2 separate regions of the Homo sapiens genome follow, and region 1 is linked to region 2. A link is a contact called in ENCODE Hi-C or POLR2A ChIA-PET data. All regions are on one chromosome and are shown on one strand. Each heading gives the region's core, a stretch centred on a gene start or an enhancer-like site at or near the end of the contact. The rest is flanking DNA. Distances are from core to core; before and after follow the strand shown.

The links. Hi-C counts contacts between places; a loop is a spot of excess contacts on that map. ChIA-PET counts read pairs that join two places held with the same protein, here RNA polymerase II (POLR2A). Pooled maps may share reads with other maps.
Region 1: a loop to region 2 is called in a map of sigmoid colon, with 4 times the contacts of the local background. The contact joins two enhancer-like sites. A Hi-C loop is called at or near these places in 1 of 168 maps with a recorded cell type or tissue (sigmoid colon) and 4 of 50 pooled maps. POLR2A ChIA-PET finds 5 or more read pairs at or near these places in 1 of 52 experiments (CD4-positive, alpha-beta memory T cell).

The regions. Positions count from the first base shown.
Region 1 is chr1:116,985,237-116,988,190 of GRCh38, forward strand. PTGFRN (prostaglandin F2 receptor inhibitor) reads left to right here. Exons shown (of 9, transcript NM_020440.4): 9 at 1,565-2,954. The coding sequence ends at 1,731. Among named protein-coding and RNA genes, the nearest start is that of CD101, 15 kb to the right of the region's middle. Within about 2 kb of position 1,640, at least 5 of the 41 ENCODE cell types and tissues checked have a DNase peak (open chromatin) inside an H3K27ac peak, as active enhancers do.
Region 2 is chr1:116,853,873-116,857,122 of GRCh38, forward strand. No RefSeq gene overlaps it. Among named protein-coding and RNA genes, the nearest start is that of PTGFRN, 54 kb to the right of the region's middle. Within about 2 kb of position 1,464, at least 13 of the 41 ENCODE cell types and tissues checked have a DNase peak (open chromatin) inside an H3K27ac peak, as active enhancers do.

The DNA.
Region 1 (2,954 bases), core at 390-2,889, 130 kb after region 2:
TTTGCCTCTTCCATAAATTTATAGAAACTCGCTTTATGGTGTCCGAGGGTTGGCATGGATTCTGCTAGGCACAGGCAGAGAGCAGCCTTGAGAGAGAGGGCTCAGGTCAATAGGGGAGGCTATAGCTTAGGGACCTGCTACTCTCACTACCACTGGTTTTGCTTCTTAAGAGAGACTCATGGCTGGGCACAGTGGCTCACGCCTGTAACCCCAGCACTTTGGGAGGCCGAGGCGGGCGGATCATGAGGTCAGGAGTTCGAGACCTGCCTGGCCAACATAGTGAAACCCCGTCTCTACTAAAAATACAAAAAAGAAAAACAAAATTAGCCAGGAGTGGTGGCGGGTGCCTGTAATCCCAGCTACTCGGAGGCTGAAGCAGGAGAATTGCTTGAACCCAGGAGGTGGAGGTTGCAGTGAGCCGAGATCGCACCATTGCACTCCAGCCCAGGCGACAATGGGATACTCCATCTCAAAAAAAAAAAAAAGAGACTCCTTCTGGAGTCAGTGGCACAGAGTGGGTACTTCACGGAGCCCCAAGATGGGAGGATGAGCTCCCAGCCTCGTTGGCCCACGATGAACACCAGGGTCAACCTAACTAGACAGTCAGAGCTTTGTTCCTTGAGCATCCCAGAGTGGGGACAGTTGTTCCTTGGTTTACAAAAAACATGTCTCCTTTGTGGAAAATTTCAGAAAGTACATGTTAGTCGAAATAACTCCATAAAGAGAATTAAAGTCCAGGGGCCTCCGAGGATGAGTAAAAGCCTTTTGAGTGTTTCCCTAGTGATCAGTCAGATGGAAATTGGAGCCCTAGCTCTTCCACAGACTACTTAGCCTTTCTGATCCATTTTCTCTCGTAAAATGGGATAATAGTCTTCTATGGGGCTATTTCGAAAATTAAACCTTAGCAAACGTAAAGCACCTAGCCCAGTGGCAGCGTCCACCCAAGGAGCATGGGTACTTATGGGGAAAGGAAGGTGGGATTTCAAGGGTGGAGTCTAAATGGTGTTTGTGCATTTCTGACACTTAAATCATCTGTACCATATTTTGCATCTTAGGAATTCCTTGCTTGAAGTAACTCCGTATAAAAACCCAGATTTAACAAACAGGGGAGTGATTATTCACTTTGCTAGATAATTTAGTATAGTGTTACTTAAAATAGCTCCCTTAGTACACTTCAGTTATTTGATGCATAGGATTGATTTATGCATGGTTTTTTTAAGGATGCATCTGCTGCTGAACGTGCGGTGCCCTTATACTGACTTTTAAAAATCAATCTTTTGCCAAAACCCTAAAAAGCAAGTTGACATTCAAAGGCATCGAGTGAAATCTTCTTTGTGGTTTTTATTCTCCCCGCAGAGCTGGGTAGGAAGACATTTGCTCATTTTTGTGACAGATAAGGCTGAGCTTCTCCTGTCTCCAGTGGTGTGCTAGGTGCTAGATGCAGGAGGAATGAGACCTTATCTCTCGGGAGATCCTGCTCCAGTGGGGAAGGGAGGCGAGGGTGCCCCCAAAGCGGCCTCCCTCGCAGCACTGACTGGCTTCCCCTTTGATCTCTCCCTCCCAGTGCTGAACGCCTTCAAGTATCCCTTGCTGATCGGCGTCGGTCTGTCCACGGTCATCGGGCTCCTGTCCTGTCTCATCGGGTACTGCAGCTCCCACTGGTGTTGTAAGAAGGAGGTTCAGGAGACACGGCGCGAGCGCCGCAGGCTCATGTCGATGGAGATGGACTAGGCTGGCCCGGGAGGGGAGTGACAGAGGGACGTTCTAGGAGCAATTGGGGCAAGAAGAGGACAGTGATATTTTAAAACAAAGTGTGTTACACTAAAAACCAGTCCTCTCTAATCTCAGGTGGGACTTGGCGCTCTCTCTTTTCTGCATGTCAAGTTCTGAGCGCGGACATGTTTACCAGCACACGGCTCTTCTTCCCACGGCACTTTCTGATGTAACAATCGAGTGTGTGTTTTCCCAACTGCAGCTTTTTAATGGTTAACCTTCATCTAATTTTTTTTCTCCCACTGGTTTATAGATCCTCTGACTTGTGTGTGTTTATAGCTTTTGTTTCGCGGGGTTGTGGTGAGGAAGGGGTGATGGCATGCGGAGTTCTTTATCTTCAGTGAGAATGTGCCTGCCCGCCTGAGAGCCAGCTTCCGCGTTGGAGGCACGTGTTCAGAGAGCTGCTGAGCGCCACCCTCTACCCGGCTGACAGACAACACAGACCTGTGCCGAAGGCTAATTTGTGGCTTTTACGACCCTACCCCACCCCCTGTTTTCAGGGGTTTAGACTACATTTGAAATCCAAACTTGGAGTATATAACTTCTTATTGAGCCCAACTGCTTTTTTTTTTTTTTTTTTTGCTTCTCTGCCCCTTTTCCATTTCTTTTGTATTTGTTTTCTGTGAGAGCACTGAAATGGCAGCCCTGGAATCTACAATTTGGCTCTCCACTGAGCACCTTATCTTGCCACCTTAGCCTTAAGAATGAATATGAAGAAAAATACACAGCCACCTCTGTCCAGGGCAGTAAGAAGGGCTGCAAGGAAGGGGAGGATGGGGACAAGGAAAGGATCAGATACCTGCTCCAGTAGTTGTGAGGCCACTGTGTCTCAGGGGACTCCAGGAGGAGCAGAAGAGGGATCCCACGAAGTTATTCTTACGCAGCTGGGGCCAGGAGGGTCAGAGTGGTGCCAGGTGCAAGTTAGGCTAAAGAAGCCACCACTATTCCTCTCTCTTGCCCATTGTGGGGGGCAAAGGCATTGGTCACCAAGAGTCTTGCAGGGGGACCCACAGATATGCCATGTCCTTCACACGTGCTTGGGCTCCTTAACCTGAAGGCAAATTGCTACTTGCAAGACTGACTGACTTCAAGGAATCAGAAATTACCTAGAAGCACCATGTTTTTTCTATGACCTTTTCAGTCCTTCAGGTCATTTTAAGGTCCACTGCAGGGGGTTAGTG
Region 2 (3,250 bases), core at 214-2,713:
TGCTGAGCAGTTCCAGTCTGAGCTCCAGAGCTAGACGCAGAGGAAGGGGTCAAACATGTCCACATGGAACCTGTTTTTTCTTTTTCCCCACCCCCACCAACTTCTGAGTGATCAGAGGCTCCCTTGTTGCAATGTCATCAAAATGAGACGTGGAAATTCCTCACCTGCCATAAGCTAGACAGAGCTTTTGAGATGCAAACCGTATACACTCTCAGAGGAGAGGATTGAAACCAAAGAGAGAAGTCACTTTCAAAGCACCATCCCCCTACCTTCCCCCTTCCATACACATGCTAAGCACACAGAGCTTTTGCAATCTGCTACGAAAACAGAATTTTAAAATAAACCCCAGTCTACTCTCTCAAATCAGAATTTAGAAGAAAATGGATTTCTGTAAGGTGAATTTGCTCTCCCAAAGTAGTTCCATTCACACACATGTACATACACACACACACACACACACACACATAAAATGCAGCACTCATTAATAGGCCAAATATGGAACAAGCAATTTTATCCTCAGCAAAAGAGAGACATTCAATAATTATGAGGACAGGCTTGAGGCTGCGTAAAAATAAAACTTACAGAAGCCAGCAGATGGCACTTAATCATAATTTTTCCTATGATTTCTATTAATTGTCAAATATTTTTCATTCTGCCTTCCCAATAAAACAAATGATATGCTAATGTGGCACAGTAAGTAACATTTTCCCTTTGAGATATTGAATAGGCTTGTTACATAAAATTCCCCCACCTACATAACTAGCCCAAGACCCACATTTCTCGTGCATAGATTTATCATATCACACTATGCATATGCATGTCCGTATATCTGTGCGCTTCCAAGCACGCAGCACATTTGATAAATGCAAAAAGTAAAAGCTAACACCTTCATTTATTTCCAAAAGCAAGCCCAAATCAAGGATCTGTTGTTCCTGAAACAGCCACATAAAATCATTTAAACCACGTTGTCCACCAGAAACAGAAATGCAGAAATACCTCAGGGAGGCCACTTTGGCAGTTTTCTTCAGGGCTCCTATTACAAGCATTAACAAGGTGAATGACCCCTTCCAGGCTGCTCTGTCTCACCTGCCAATTCCTCTACTTTCTTCCCCCACACTCCTTCCTTCTCCCCACGCTTCCACAATGCTGCACCCTTTTTCTGCTTTTTTATTTCCTTTCTATATTCTACTTCTGTTTTCTTTAATCTCTTCTCCCTCTTGAGCACTGGACTTGGTTTCCTGAATCTTGCAGGGACAGATGCTGTACCAGTCAGAGTTCTTGGTTTCTGACACCAGAAATCGACTCTGTTAAGCAGAAAATATTTATTGCAGAGCAATCAAGTAGTTCACAGAATCCACAGGAAGCCTGGAGAATCTGGCTCAGTAAACAGGCAAAAACCAAGGGTGTTGGCACCAGAAAAGACAGCCAAGGTCACACCACTGAAAACCACATGTCTGGGACAGTGCCACCAGCACCACGGTCACCAGCCACTAACAGCTACCACTGCGCCCAGGCTCTCCTGAATAATGGTTCACTGGCTCTGAGGGCTTGTTTCATTTCCTCCAGATTCCCTATCCAGGCTGGGAAGCCCACGGCCAAGGCTGGGAGGGCTGGCCTCATGAGTTGCTCTCCAAGAGCAGAGCTGTTGTTCTGGCTCAGACCAAAGCAGGGCGGGGGCACAAGCTTCAGTGCCTAGAAGATCTAGCATGAATGCAGGAGAAAGTGGATCTCGAGAAATACTGGCAATGAGAGAGCACCAGGTGTCACAGACACTACTCATTTTAAACCTGCCCTTTCCTGGTGCACAGATAGGGAAGTCTGTGCTCCCAAACTAAGTGGAATAATTTTGGGGAAAGGAAAGATATTGAGTGGGATGCAGGTCAGTTATGCCAGTTTTGGAAAGACAAACAATAAAGCAAAATCCGGCTGATGCTGTAGCCCTGTGCAGTCCACTCAGTTATTCCATACATACTTCGTTCTAGACAAAGCAAGGAGCTACCATTGCTAATGTGAACACTTCATTTTCAGGTTCTATTTAGCCAATTTAAATTCCAGCTCCTAAGCACTATTCCTTTGACTTCCCACATCTTAACCCTTAATGGGTGAAGGCTAGCCTCTTTCTAGGGATGAAATTTGTAACATGATTCCAAGCTCAGCGCAGGGGCCTCCCTCTCTCCTCCTGCCAGCTGGTCCCAATTATGAGCTGGTTTGGGTAATTTGAGAGTGTGGAGGGTGCCTGTGCAGTAGGAGGAGTATTTTCTAAGCACTCAGCTTCCCAAGCCCAACTAGAACTAATAGATGCTTTAATATTCTGAATTCTGAGGGGATTTGTAATGGTTTTCCAAAAAAGGAAATAAAATGTGTAAATAAAATCACTTGGTGGCATGCCTGGTAACCACTGCAAGTGCAGAGTGAAAAATCAAGTCTGTAGCATTCCAGCAAAGCTCCAACTTTGCCTACATTTCTTGGGCAGCTACCTCAGTTTTCCTGTGTTTTAACAGAGGGGGCCTGTGTGGCTGCAAGTTTTCTTGTGAGAGATGACACCAGACTTTGTGAGAGATGACAAAGACTTTTGGGGATCTCCAGCCCAGATTTTAAAGGGCTGAGGATATATCTGAGCTCAATTTTGTTATTTTCAACTTAATGTTTCTTGAGCATCTATTATATCCGACACATAGCACATTCTGGGAATTCAAAGCTGAAAAAAGCTCAGAATCTACTAAGATGGTTCTCTTTCAACAAGCAGCATTCCAAGGGTAGAAGAGTTAGCCCTTGGCTGGGAGGAGCATTTTGTCACTTACATTGTTCGGAATTGCCACGGCTCATGTGATTATACAAACCAGATGGCATTTAGTTGGTTTTATTATTATTATTATTTTATTTATTTATTTTGAGACAGAGTCTCGCTCTGTCGCCCACGCTGAAGTACAATGGCGCGATCGCGGCTCACTGCAACCTCCACCTCCCAGGTTCAAGCAATTCTCCCGCCTCGGCCTCCTCAGTAGCTGGGATTACAGGCACCCCCCATCATGCCCGGATAATTTTTTTTTTTTTTTTTTTTTTTGTAGAGACAGGGTTTCACCATGTTGGGCAGGCTGGTCTTAAACTCCTGACCTCAGGGGATCTGCCCACCTTGGCCTCCCAAAGTGCTGGGATTACAGGCATGAGCCACCACACCTGGCCAGTTTTATTATTATTTTAAAACCCTGTACAGACTAATGCACTCCTTATTATCTGAACCTGGTCTGAC